Regions from separate parts of the Homo sapiens genome. Here region 1 is linked to region 2. Evidence: chromatin contacts called from ENCODE Hi-C or POLR2A ChIA-PET data. All regions are on one chromosome and are shown on one strand. The core of a region is the stretch at or near the end of the contact, and the rest is flanking DNA. Distances in the headings are between cores, read along the strand shown.

What was found. A loop is a pair of places that touch in the nucleus more often than their neighbours do. ChIA-PET counts read pairs that join two places held with the same protein, here RNA polymerase II (POLR2A). Pooled maps may share reads with other maps.
Region 1: a map of PC-3 shows a loop between it and region 2 (2.5-fold over the local background). The contact joins the enhancer-like site here to the promoter of ADGRF1 in region 2. A Hi-C loop is called at or near these places in 2 of 168 maps with a recorded cell type or tissue (Calu3 and PC-3) and 1 of 50 pooled maps. POLR2A ChIA-PET finds 5 or more read pairs at or near these places in 1 of 52 experiments (PC-3).

Annotation. Positions count from the first base shown.
Region 1 is chr6:47,400,023-47,406,728 of GRCh38, reverse strand. No RefSeq gene overlaps it. Among named protein-coding and RNA genes, the nearest start is that of CD2AP, 74 kb to the left of the region's middle. Within about 2 kb of position 1,373, at least 4 of the 41 ENCODE cell types and tissues checked have a DNase peak (open chromatin) inside an H3K27ac peak, as active enhancers do; they include PC-3, where a contact is called at or near this core.
Region 2 is chr6:47,038,747-47,045,691 of GRCh38, reverse strand. ADGRF1 (adhesion G protein-coupled receptor F1) reads left to right here and starts at 3,360. Exons shown (of 15, transcript NM_153840.4): 1 at 3,360-3,501. RefSeq lists an enhancer at 248-1,447.

The DNA of each region.
Region 1 (6,706 bases), core at 124-2,623, 360 kb before region 2:
TTTCCTGAGATACAGATTTATATAATCAAATAACTATTCGTCTTAGTTAGTTTGGGTTACTATAATAAAAATGCCATAGAATAGGTGGCTTAAACAATTTAAATTTATTTCTCACAGTCCTGGATACTGAGAAGTCCAAGATCACTGTGACAGTCTATTTGGTGCTGTTAGGACCTGTCTCCTGGCTTGCAGATGATCACCTTCCTGGTGTATCCTCACATGAGACAGAGATCATCTGTCTTGTCTCTTTTTTTTTTTTTTTTTTTTTTTTTTTTTGAGACAGGGTCTTGCTCTGTTGCCCAGGTTAGAGTACAGTGGTGTAATCATGGCTCACGGCAGCCTTGATCTCTCAGGCTCGGATGATCCTCTTGCTTCAGCTTCCCAAGTGGCTGGGACATGGCCATGTGCCACCACACCTGGCTAATTTTTTGAAATTGTTATTTGTAGAGATGAGGTCTCCCTATATTGCCAGGCTGATCACAAACTCCCGGCCTTATATGATCCTTGCATCTTAGCCTTCCAAAGTGCTGGGATTACAATGTGAGCCACCATGGCTGGCATCTGTTTCTTCTTATAGGGACACCAGTCTCATTAATGAGGGCTCTCCCTTCATGACCTAATTATCTTTGAAAGGCCTCACCTTCAAATAGGGAATTAGGCTTCAACATATGAATTTTGAGGAACACAAACATTCAGACCCTAGCATTGTTAGACAGCTCATCTTGGATATCATGTAGCAACCCTACAGAATTTATCATTGCTTTCCTTCCTTCCCAAAGTGCTAATGCTTTAGAAGGTGTTTCTTATCCTACTAGATGACACAACCATCCACTCAATTTCTCAAAGCAGATATCAGAATTTACATCTTCTTTCCTGCATCATTTCACCACCATATACATCCATTCACTTTCTTCCTCAATATATCCAGAATTCATCTAATTCTTTTCATGTCTGCTGCCAGTGCCTTTATCTTCACTGCCACTCTAAACGTCTTCTTAGACTTCTCCTGGCCTCTGGTCCTGCCCCTTTCTACTTTCTAACTGCAGTTAGAAAGGTCTTTCTAAAACACAAATTTCGTCCCCCGCTTGGCCTCTCCCACAGGTCCTTTATTGCCTTCTAAATAAACATCCACTCTGGGATCTGAAATTCTCACTGCCCTTTACGCTGTCTGGCCCTCTGCCCAGTTTCACCCACCTCACTCTTAACCTTAAGGTTTGAATCTACTACTTCCTTTGGGAAACATTTCCTGAATTCCTCAGACCAGGTGAGCTACTCTTCTGTTCCCACAGCTTGTCGTACTTATCCTTTATAACACTCATACTATTTTATGTTTACTTGTCTGTCTTCTTTATTAGACAAGTTCCTTGTTATAGGGAACTTTGTCCAGTTCAGCATTGCAATACAACTACCCAGTAGGTGTTCTGTAAATATTTATTAAATGAATGACTAAACGGATCCACCTCAACAAAATCATCAGCATGATAAATAGTATGCGTTTGTACCCTATAGCTACAGCATAAAACATGAAATAGGAAAATTTTACCAGTATGATTTTGTGATGCTGAAGAACAGAATTGTGAGCCATGAATGGCAACATATGATTCTTGCTATACTCAGAAAGAATTGAAATGAAGCATACAAAGCATATGGGATGATTTATACATTCATTAACAAACAAGTAATGAGGCCCTACTGCGTGCCAGGCCTTGTAAGGGCCTTTGGAAGTATGAAGACGAGTAAGACCTGGTGACTGTTCAGCAGGAGTTCAAAGTTGAGTGGATGATAGATTCATAGAACACTAAAGCTGGAGGAAACAGAAAGGAAATTCAATCTAGCCCCCGGATTTTACAAAGACATGGATGATTTCTACAATGCCTTCCAAATTACTCAATAATTATATAAAAAGAAAATGTTTTTCCTTTAAACACCAACACTTTTCCCCACCTCCAATTAATCTGTGTCCTTAAAAAGGAGCACTGTATCAGTGCGATTGAGATCACAGCCAACATAAGCTCATCTTAGAAGGAAAAAAAAATGTATGATTTGTCAAAGCTGCCTGGAAGGGAAAATTTCTGTTTAAAATCCTGGCATTGGGCCAGGTGCGGTGGCTCATGACTGTAAGCCCAGCACCTTTGGAGGCCGAAGTGGGTGGATAGCTTGAGCCCAGGAGTTTGAGATCAGCCTAGGCAACACGACAAAACCCAGTCTCTGCAAAAAAAATAGAAAAAATTAGCCAGGCATGGTGGTGCATGCCTGTAGGCCCAGCTACTTGGGAGGCTGAGGCAGGAGGATCACTCGAGCCTGGAAGGTTGAGGCCTCAAGGAGCTGTGATCACGCCACTGTTTGCACAATAGAGCAAGACCCTGTCTAAAATAAAATAAAATAAAATAAAAATCCTGGCATCATAAATGCTTTAGGAAAAAAAACCTGTCTGCATAAAAGAATTCAAAATGATCGTTAATTAAACTCATCAAGCTATGTTTGCAGGATATGGAAAGAATTTGATTACACAACCATTTGACACAGGTATCTCATTGACCAGAAACTGGTTTTAAGAGTCTACCTCAGTTAGGGTAGTATTATTAAGTTTGAATTGGTTTTTTAATGAACATTTTAGGACTTTCAGTAAAATGACCATTGTGCACATTTTGATGTGTTGAAGTCAGTCAAAGATAGGCCAACTGGTTTTCCCCAGGTGAGATATGAGGAGGTGGATGGTCAAAGGTTGTTTTTCTTGGATGAAACAGGGCTTATTCACGGGGTGTGTGCTGCACCATGGAGACGAGAGTAAGGCAGCCTAGAATTAAAAGGTTGAAAATATCCACATCTTCAAGTCAGAAAACTAAAAATGTTCACTTTATGGAGGACAACTGGTACCTTAAATATCTTGATTTCACTCACATGCCACCTGTTTCCTGGAGCTCTGAACAACCATAGGTGGGGCCTCACACATGCTATTTTTACATTTAGAGGGTCATTGACCTTAAGAGACATCACACGTGCAGAAAGTTATAGTGTGGAGTTTAAATAGATTGGTCATTGATGATGGTTGCTGCATAATCATACTATTACATATGCACACATATACATATTACTATTACATATACATTATTACTTATATACGTTACCATTACAAACACATATTACTGTTATATATGTATGTTACCTATGTATAGATACATGTACATTATTACCTATACATATTACTCATATATACATACATGTACATTATTTTAACTACTGATAGCAATTTTAGTAACAAATCAGAGCTATCCCTCAATCAAACTTGGGACATGATTTTCCCTGCCTTTTTGATTTTATAGTTAGTGAGAGGAGAAAAAAATAGTTTTTAGCAGAGTGACAGTGATACTGTTTCTTCAAGTAGAAAAGTCAAAAGTTCCATCTCATTTCAGAAATGCAGACGGCTTTTCATTTATATGTTGATTTCATGTGATCTGGAATGCAACGGAATTTAAATTAGACATGCTCATGGAAGAGAGAACAAAACACCCTGCATTTTCTAATTATATAAGCACTGAGGCTTGGATGATAGATGATGGGAAAAAACTCTCTAGGCAGAAATTGTGATGTGATTTCTTATTGCTCACAGCACTTATTACCTTACACATGTATGCTGAAACTTGTGCCTTCTTTCCTTCTATTATTGAATCCAGTCATTTTTCCTCTGCTATTCTCTACTTTTTTCATGCATATGAGGTTTATTTTCCTGTCTCAACTGTCAGGCTTCTAGAGATTAAGGACTAACAATACATTGAAAAAAATGATAACTTACTTTATTCTTACGTGTTGCATTTGAGGCTGTTTACTATTTTATGCAATCATAGAAATATGTATGATTTTGAATCTGTTTACAAGTATAATTCTCTCAGATTTGGAACTATTACCCCAGTTTTCTAATTGGGGAAACAGAGGCTTACTGTGCATATATAACTTGCCCAAGTTCTCACTGCTGATCTGTAGTGAGGCCAGGATTAGAAGCCAGAGTTTCACTCCAGAGCCTGTATTCTTTCCTCCATCACACACTCCCTCTGTAAGCTCTACACTTTCTCCCCTAGCCTCAACAACCTCAACATTTAACAGAGGACTCAACCGATGGCGATTAGTCTACAGATGCTTGTGGAATTGAGGCGCACCCTAATGTAAACTTCTTCACTATATAAAGTGGACAGGCCTTCAAAGGAAGCGGAAAACAAAGCGGACACATGAACAAAAAGGTGTCACCTGGGACCTAAACACCACACATTGCTTTCCTCAACACTTCCAGCCCAAAGGAGGAAAGACTTCAAAATTAATTCTGCATAAGTGGGAAAAAGAACTCAAAGCAAATATTGCCAACTGACTTGAGAGACAGCTAGGAGAGGATTTGGCTCCAACTGAGCAGACACTCAATTTTGGCATCCATCCAGCTCAGAACTAAGGTCAGTTGTTTAAAACTGGGTCTCAAGAAAAGCCTGAGTGTCGCAAGTGATTATCTTCAAACTTCCCCGACATCTCGGGGGACCCAGTATTAGATTTAGAGTGCTTTCCCTGAGAGTATTTGCATAAGCATTGATGAGCCTTGTTCCCAGTTTGGTTTTTATATTTGCAGGGTTTACTCCAGTGCACCATAGCACCAAGTTTTCCCAGGACATTTAAAAATCTCATTTCTCTACAGCAACACTTCCTTGTTTGTGTTCCTCTTGCACATCCTTCTTGGGGCACACAAGCCATCATTCTCGTTGTTCTTAAGGAGGCAGTCAATTATGGATTTTTATAATTAGGATTCTGAAACATGACATTTGAGACAGGCCTCCTTTCAAACAGAGATCCCTAGGGCATAATCTAATTACCAACAAGGTACAATGCCCACAGTCTTGCAAAGAACTCTGGAGTAAAGGCTCTATGTTGACCCAAGTCATTAATAATAGATCATTAGCTCTTGAGCCAGCATTTATTGAACACCACGGAGTGTCAGATGTGCCGCAGGATGGTAACAAAAGAATGAAGATTCTCGAAGGATTCCCCCAGTGGGTGGGTGAGACCAATTTCCCATCTGGTTGTGGTGAAGCAATGGGGTTACCAGGGTCTACTCCATTCACATTCCAGTAAATATGAACAGGTCCCGTCCACCCTTCTACAAGAAGGGCAGCAAGTTTCCTGAGAAGGCAGAGTTGAGAGAATGCTAATTGTAAAGCATGAGGAAGAAGAGAAAAGAGCAGGTATGAACCCCCGACGATGGAAGTTTTTAAATGACTCTATTGGGGGCCAACACAATAACAATGTCTATCCTCTAAGAAGTCTCATAGAGGCAATTTCTTCCTAGTAAGACTTACACAGCCCTTCACCTGGGCACCACTCAGTACAAAGACTTTGTTCTTATCTTGGTCCCCCTTAGAATATTTGGCTGGCTTAATGTCTGAACCCTGAAACCTCCCTGGATCCTGGCTATCTCTGATATAGGAAATGCACAGTGCATTTGCTCTGTCCTAGACTAAGCCTAGGGTTAACTCTCATGTCACTTGGAATACTTTTTTCTGGAAAAAATTTGCTTTCAGTTTCTTTGGTTCTGGTGACCCACTGGAATGCTAAGTACTGTTGAAAAACTGATCATTTTATTGAGTAAATTTGTCAAACATTTATTTATTCATTCAACAAGTGGTTCTAGAGTGCATATCATGTTGCCTGGCACTGTCCTAGTGGCTGGCAATGCAGCAGGAGCAAAACAGACAAAATTCTCAGCCCTCATGGGGAGACAAGAAAATTAGATACGAGTATAGCATGCTGATGGTGTTAACTTCTAAGGTGAAAAAAAGGCAGGGAAAGTGGGTAAGGAATTTACGAAGGGTGCGATGGGTAGGGCTGCAATTTTAGAAAGGCTAGCCAGAAAAGGACTTAGGCAAAAACAACATTGAGTGAAGACAATGAAAAGTCAAAAGAGTGAGTCACAAAAGACATGTGGGTGATGGGCACACTGGGCAAATGAAAATGCAAGTATGCCAGTTCTCAAGTTGGAGTATGACTGGAGTATTCTAAGAACACCAAGGAGGCCAGTATGTCTGAGTTGAATGACAGAGGGAGAGAATGATAGGAAACAGGGTCAGAGATGAAGCTGGGGAGGGGAGAGAGCAGGTTGGAGGCAGGGAAGAGTGGGTAGGACTGTTAGGCCATTGAAAATACTTGAGCATTTACTCTAAGGGAGATGAGGGTCAACAGCATCTGCTACATAGAAAGTTTTCATTTAATGGAATTTTTGGTGAATAGATATGAAGGATTCAGTACTATGGCTAAGTGTCTAAGTTATTTTCATTTCCTAGACACTTAGCCATAGCTCTGTGTCCTTCATATCTATTCACTTATATAATGTACAGGAGTACATTTCTATAATGATAATGGGCTGTTGAGGTAGCCGTATTTACTGACTACTTACTCAAATCTTGCCTTTCCCTTGGCTCCTAACATAGCTGCAAGTCTTAGTCCCTCACTGGATTTAGACTCCAATGTCACCTATTCAGAGAGGCCTTCTCTTATGACTGTCTGAAATGGCACCTCCCATCACTCTCCAGTCTCTGATCCTGTTTTATTTTTCTTCAAAGTACTTAGCTTTATGATTGTTATAGTATAGATTGGAATCACTTGGGAAGATTGGAGTTGAGTAGAATGACATGATGTGTGTTCTATTTTAACAACAATCAATCTAGCTGCTGTG
Region 2 (6,945 bases), core at 2,111-4,610:
ACAATGCTACCCTACCCCTCTGATAAAAGCAATTTCTCATAAGTCACAGTGTCCAATGCTTGTCCTTAGGTAGCTTCATAATTTCAAACCCACCTCTCCTTATCTTAAGCCCTTGTTCCGAGTATGAAGAGCCTGTATCAGCTTTGATAAGACTTTTATCATAGTAGTCAGAAGAATCGTCTCGCTGAAATTTACAGTTTATACTCAACTCTTCTCTTTTTTACTCCTCCTTTCAGTTAAAAAAATTATACTTGCAATATATACATATACATATATATAGTGCTTTCAAACATTTTGCAACTATGGAATAAAACCACCTGAAACAGTCCAGGGTCTTTCACACTCCTGCATCATCACATCACTCAAGTCTGCCGTTTGTGTTTGCAGCCCCTGGGGTAAAACTTCTTTATGACCAAACTCAAAGAATGTCCAGCACTTCTGATGTATGGACATGGGCATCAGGGTCCTTCTGTAATTGGGTTCCTGTCCTTTTCTGGTTCACCTGCTGATCTGTCTAATTTAGATATTGTTTCACACCGAGTACTCACTCAGGGACAGTTTGTTGACATATGAATTTAGATAACTAGTTTCAATAACATGATTCTGTTTGCATTTTCTTTCTCCCAGGACTCAGGCTTATTGCTGTTTATTTGTGGGACCCTGCTCTTTTGCTTGGAAACCAAGCAACCAGACTCTTCACTAAACCAACACCAACAGATGAAGTTAGAAGGCTTGAAGCTCTTCCTCAGCCCCAGGCCTTTCTTCTTCTTCTTTTTTTTCCCCCCAGCATTTGTGGAATGTAAAGTTGACCAGATGAACCAAAATAAATTTGTTTACCTGGCTTCTTATGCTCAAGTGAACACCTTGTTCATGCCTGTGAAACATTACAATCAAACTAGAGGGGCAACAAAGCTCCACAGCTCTGCACTCAGAAGGTTGGCTTTGTCCTGAGCTCTTAAGGTAATAAGATGTCCGAATGCTGCCACAGTGCATAAACCCATGCTGCTTCCTTTTGCACTGTGTCCTTTGCAAGGACCAGAGAGCTCCTCAAACTCACCAGGAAGTACTGAGGAATTTAGTGTTGCGTGCACTAACAGATTCTTAGCAGGAAATTAGAAGCGGTGAGTAAACTGCTTTTTGGTGAGTCATCAGTTTCAAAAACACACCTTATTTATGAAACAATCTGAATATTGGACGTACTATGACTTCCTTCTATTAAACACGGAATTAAAAGACTATTAAATGCATTCATCTGTTTGGATTCAGATTTTCTCCAAAATCAATGTGCTCATGGAATCATTGATGTCTACCGGTTGCCTCACCTACTAGTGTCTGCTAAAGTGTTTTTGGTCTAATGAGACAATGTAGGGTTTCCTTTGGTTCTGAGGGCCATACCTTGGCCCTAGGAAGTTGTTGGGCTGCAGTGACACAATGAGCCAAAGGTGGATAACAGAGCTTCCATCTCAGCTTCAAGCCCTCACCACCTTAAACTCCACACTAGTTGGTCATTTCAACTGTTTCCACCCAATTCCATGGCCACTTTCTTGCTCTAGTGATTAGTAGATTATTAATTCCATTTTATAAACACATTCTTACTAGGATGTCAGTGAATTACTTTAAACACTTGTAATTTAATATAGACAATAGGAAAGGGGTGGCACTGAACTGAGAAGATGGCATCTCTCATCTTAAAACTTTAGACATTGGACCTACTGAGTAAGAGTATGTATGTCTGGAAGTCTTTATCCTTTCGGAATTGAAATTTGGTCTACAGTTATAATTGGTGGACTGTGAAACAGGCAAAACCCTACAGAAAACAAGCAGAAGGAGAATGGAATTAACTCGACTAGATTATGAGATTAGCTTTTTTCCACCCAGGCTGATGGGGGACAAAGGAACAATGGTTGAAGCTTGAGTCTACCTGACAATTGGGGTTTGTCAGGTAAGCCCCATTCTCTTGATAACTTTTTCAGTGGGCTAGACCCAGACCCAATCATGTTAAGTATGATAGGGATCAGTGGCCCAGCTGGTGTGGAAGACAAGTGGGTCATACTGGGTTTAGGCCCACATAGCACTAAAGGTCTTCAACATGCAATTAGAAGCTCAAATGTTGACGGGAATATTGTTCACTCTAAAAAAGATGTTTCTATTAGAATTTACTTACTCTTTCATGAAAACATAGATGCTTCCTCTTTCCTGATTGTGAGAACAGTGTACCTGACTAGCTTCCCCTTTTCTTTAACTGTTAGGAAGTTCTGTCCTAGAGATAAGTTTCAAATTTATGAAACAATAATTTCAGGGATTATTATTTGCATCACTTTTCTTAATTGACTCTTTATAGTTTCCTTTTTTATAGTTTATATAGAGGTTTTATAATGATTTTAAAATTTTTATTCTCACACTATTTTATTTTATGCATTAACATTGTAAGCCAGCTCAAGTCATTTGTAAAACGTGGAGTGCTTAAAAGAAACAAAAGAAAATTAATAAATTAATTGAATTCAGAGACATCCTTTGCTTTCTTTTCAGTGGCATTTTTGAGAATTAACATATTATTATCCCCTTCATTATTCCATAACAGAATTACAAATTGCTAATTTAGACGTGGTTGTTAGTAGCTCATTACCTTGACCAAAAGTAATTTATGAGCCAATGTGGCTAAAGATACAGCACATAATAATCTTGACCTTTCATAGTTTTCAAACTGGATGACTCCTTGGAAAGAAAACAAATCTTTACTAAAGAAGTTAATCAGGTTTCACTCTAGGTTTTCTAAGCACAAAAAACACACCAAAAGCATTCACCCCAGCATCCACCCTGTTGCTGTCTTTTGCCACAGCTCCTTTGGTACTACCCCACCCAGAAGTCTGAGGTTGTTTTATCTGGGAAAGTAGCTAGTTGATTCTTTAGTCTTAAATAAAAAAGTTGGAAAAGGAAAAACAGTATCTACCCTTATTTCTGCCCCACAGGAATTACCCACCTCTCCTCATTGGAATTATGCATGAAGGGCTGCATTCCTTCAGCTTTATAGGGTATGACCCAGTGTGTTCAGAGGTTGGACAGGAAGATTTGATGGAGTAGCATTTTGTAGTAAACCGATCTAGGGCAAAAGTGTTCCACATTCCCCTAGAGCTTTTCTCTCCCATTTCCCTTCTGTGATTTCAGACACCCATTTATGTCTGCTGGGAGAATCATTAAGTCTTGAGCTCTGTGCTCCTTCCTCTTACCAGACCTGATAGTGACTTTAAGCGGGAGGGGGAGTTAGGAGAAAAGTATTTTGTTTCCTTCTTGAAGGGGGTGTGTCCCAGGCTTGTCTACCTGCACAGGCAGTAATGCGTGCCAGGAATTGCTGATGGATCAGTGAGCCTGTGTTCATGCCAGTGAGCTGCTGTGGCTCAGATACTGATACTTTCTTTCCAAACAGCATAAGAAGTGATTGAGCCACAAGTATACTGAAGGAAGGGCTCCCTCGAGTTCTGGTGTGAAGAGATAAATCACCAGGTAAGCCCAATAACTGTACTTTGATTACTAAGAACGTGTATTACGATGACCAGTACTACCTGTTAATCTGAGATTATTTTTTCTCTCCTTGAAAAAAAAATTCTGATTTCAATGTATCATTTCCTGAAGATGGTTAAATAAGGGAACAGAGTTGAAAAAGCAATGAGCAGAAACAACAGATTTCAACCCGCTTACTAACTATAATGAGGTGATTGGCTGAGGCTCAAGCTCCAGATTTTCTGACTGAAAGCACACTCTTCCCTCTGTGATAACACAGGAACCCCATTGTTCTGATGTGCCAGGGAGGTAGATTGCCTAGAATAAAAAGGGCTCCACCAAAGATACTTGTTAAAGTATCAGTCATATGGTTTTCACTAATTCATAATACGTTAACCCTTGCAATCTCTTAAAATAAAATTATGCTTGAGAGAATTAAGCTTATTTTTCCTTTAGGGTGAATTAGTTTAAGCTTTGCCTGGATCCATATATATCCAGGAAGTACTTCTCAATTTAACTCCTTCCCAGGACTCCAAAAAACCCTAGAATTGACTAACCATTTCTCCTGCTACTTCCCCAAATAAATATAAAATGTCACACTGTATTTTCTTAGTAGAGGCCTTGAAAATATATAATTTTTCTTTTCTCTTTTCTTTGTTTTCATGAAAAATCCATTTATGTAAACCTGATAGCCTATGTAATGTACCATGCCAGAGACTACATGAAGGAAAAATACCGAAGGAGATATAGAAAGAAGGTCAAGGTGGGAGAGGTGTGGAGAAGTGATGACCTTGGCTTTTTCATGCTGAGATCCATTAAGCTCAACTTGATAATAGCATTCATGGGCTGGAAATTACAAACAGAGGCAAGAATAACAAAAAATAAATAAAAGTACATTCTTTAATATGTTAGAATATTAACACAAGCCTTTTATTATGCTCTGTTGTCATTAAGAAAACACCACTCATTATCTAACCATAACCCAAATTGACAACAGTGTTCTAATAATGGTCCCATAATACTTTATTCAACCTTTGACAAGTAGTAAAACATTGAGCAAATTATTTAGTTGTCTTATCCTGGTTATTTCATTTGTAAAATGGTGCCAATAAGCGTTAAGATTGGAAATAGGAGTGTATGCCTGTGGAGTCTGACAAGCTCAACTTGCAAACTCACCTTTTGTGCACAACCCCAAGCTGATGTGAATTATTGTTGGATGCCTTGTATGTCTTTCTTCTCCAAAAGTAGAGTAAATTTCTTAAAAAACAGGGACAGTGTCCCAATAACAGGGTCTGTCTGTTGCTGGGCTGAGGGCAAGGAAAGCACCATACTTTCACAACAATGTGCCTTCTAATGTCTTTCATTACACAACTAAAGGAATGCAAACATCTCTTTAAAAAAGTAAATGAACACATTCATTCAAATTTGGATATAAATAAATGATTTTAGTGCTTTGGCTGAGAGTAAGTAAAGTAAAAACTGGCAGGAGCAAGAGGGCACTGGGTATCTGAGGGCATTAGCAGTGGTGGGGTGTGCGTCACAAGGGTGCACAAGTCAGAAAGTGGGGGAGTGGCATCCCCGGGACAAGTGTCACTGAATTCACAATTTTGCTTAAGGACACCCTTAGGAAACTGTGCTGTGTAACCTACCTAATCTAAATGTTTATATTTGTAACTTTCAAAATATTTTGCCTGTTTTTTTTTTTATTTTATTTTATTTTTTGAGACGGAGTCTCACTCTGTCGCCCAGGCTGGAGTGCAGTGGCGTGATCTCGGCTCACTGCAAGCTCCACCTCCCGGGTTCACGCCATTCTCCTGCCTCAGCCTCCCGAGTAGCTGGGACTACAGGCATCCACCACCATGCCTGGCTAATTTTTTGTATTTTTATTAGAGACAGGGTTTCATTGTGTTGGCCAGGATGGTCTCAATTTCCTGATCTCCTGACCTCGTGATCCTCCTGTCTCGGCCTCCCAAAGTGCTGGGATTACAGGCGTGAGCCACCACGCTCAGCCACCTGGTTCTCTTTTTAATGTTCTTTGGCAGGGAACACCCATAGCTTGTAGAGAAGGGGAAACGCTGTTGCCAAATACATATGTCTTGGGATTTTCCTAAATTGTGTTTGTCTTAGCAGAGTAGTGCTCGCAAGATTTCAAGGCCTTCAGATTTCTTGACTGGATAGATACATGGTTTTATTTTATTTTATTTATCTATTTATTTATTTATTTATTTTTGAGACAGAGTTTCTCACTCTGTTGCTCAGGCTGGAGTGCAGCGGCACAATCCCGGCTCACCTCAACCTCCACATCCCAGGTTCTAGCAATTCTCCTGTCTCAGCCTCCTGAGTAGCTGGGATTACAGGCATCTGCCACTACGCCTGGCTAATTTTTGTATTTTTAGTAGAGACAGAGTTTCACTATATTGGCTGGGCTCTTCTCAAACTCCTGACCTCAAGTAATCCACCGGCCTTGGTCTCCCAAAGTGCTGGGATTACAGGCGTGAGCCACCATGCCCAGAGATACATGGTTTTAATAGATGTGAAAACAATTTAGGATCTTGGAGGGATAGTACAAAAGGTCTATAGCATCGTGGTCTGAAACATACACTCTTCCATTCACAGCTGGGTTCAAGCCTTGATAAACTCAACCCATAGTACACAAAACCACTAAGAAAGGGAAGCCTTCTTATCACATCCCCTCCCCAGTAAGCCACAGATAATCTCATAGAGGCTCCTGGTCAGTGGCTGATGGAAACTGGGACCTGGCATGTTGAGAATGAAAATTCATAGGAATTAATAATAGAAGTGGAATATGCCCTAGCATTTCATAGAGTTAAAATAAATTTCCTATGTGTAGTCAGTTGAATAAAGAAAATGCAGAGATGAGCAGCAATGAGGTATGCAGTCCTAAAACTGCAAACTCTAGTTACATTTTATTGATGAGCATTATCAGATCCTCATGGTGTCTTCTTGGTTTTAGTGCAAATGTCAGTTTTTAATCTCCAGAGGTCCACAAATCTAAAGACTTTAAAGTCCTTAAGAAAATTTTCTTATTCTTTTCTTCTTTCTTGGAAGACAAAACTTTAAAACCTGATAAGAGTTTCTTTATTGTTTTGGGATAAGCAGATATTTATTATACATTTGTGAAGTTGGGACAGCCTGTCATAGTACAACAGATTCACACCTGCAAAGTTTTGGGTAAAGAGAATTTGTGTTAAGCAGATTATATTTTCCATGAACACCTTTTACACTTGTGTTTGTACTGCATGCAGCCCGACTCTACTTGGAGACTTTCCTATGCTTCGTCTCTTAGATAATCAAGCTAATTATTTCTGATAAGACACTTAATGATATATTTCTTAGGCATATCATAGTCTTTTACGTTGTTGAACAAGGTATCAATTAAGCAAGTAATTGGTAAAAGATGTAGATAGCAGTAGAATTTTAAAAATA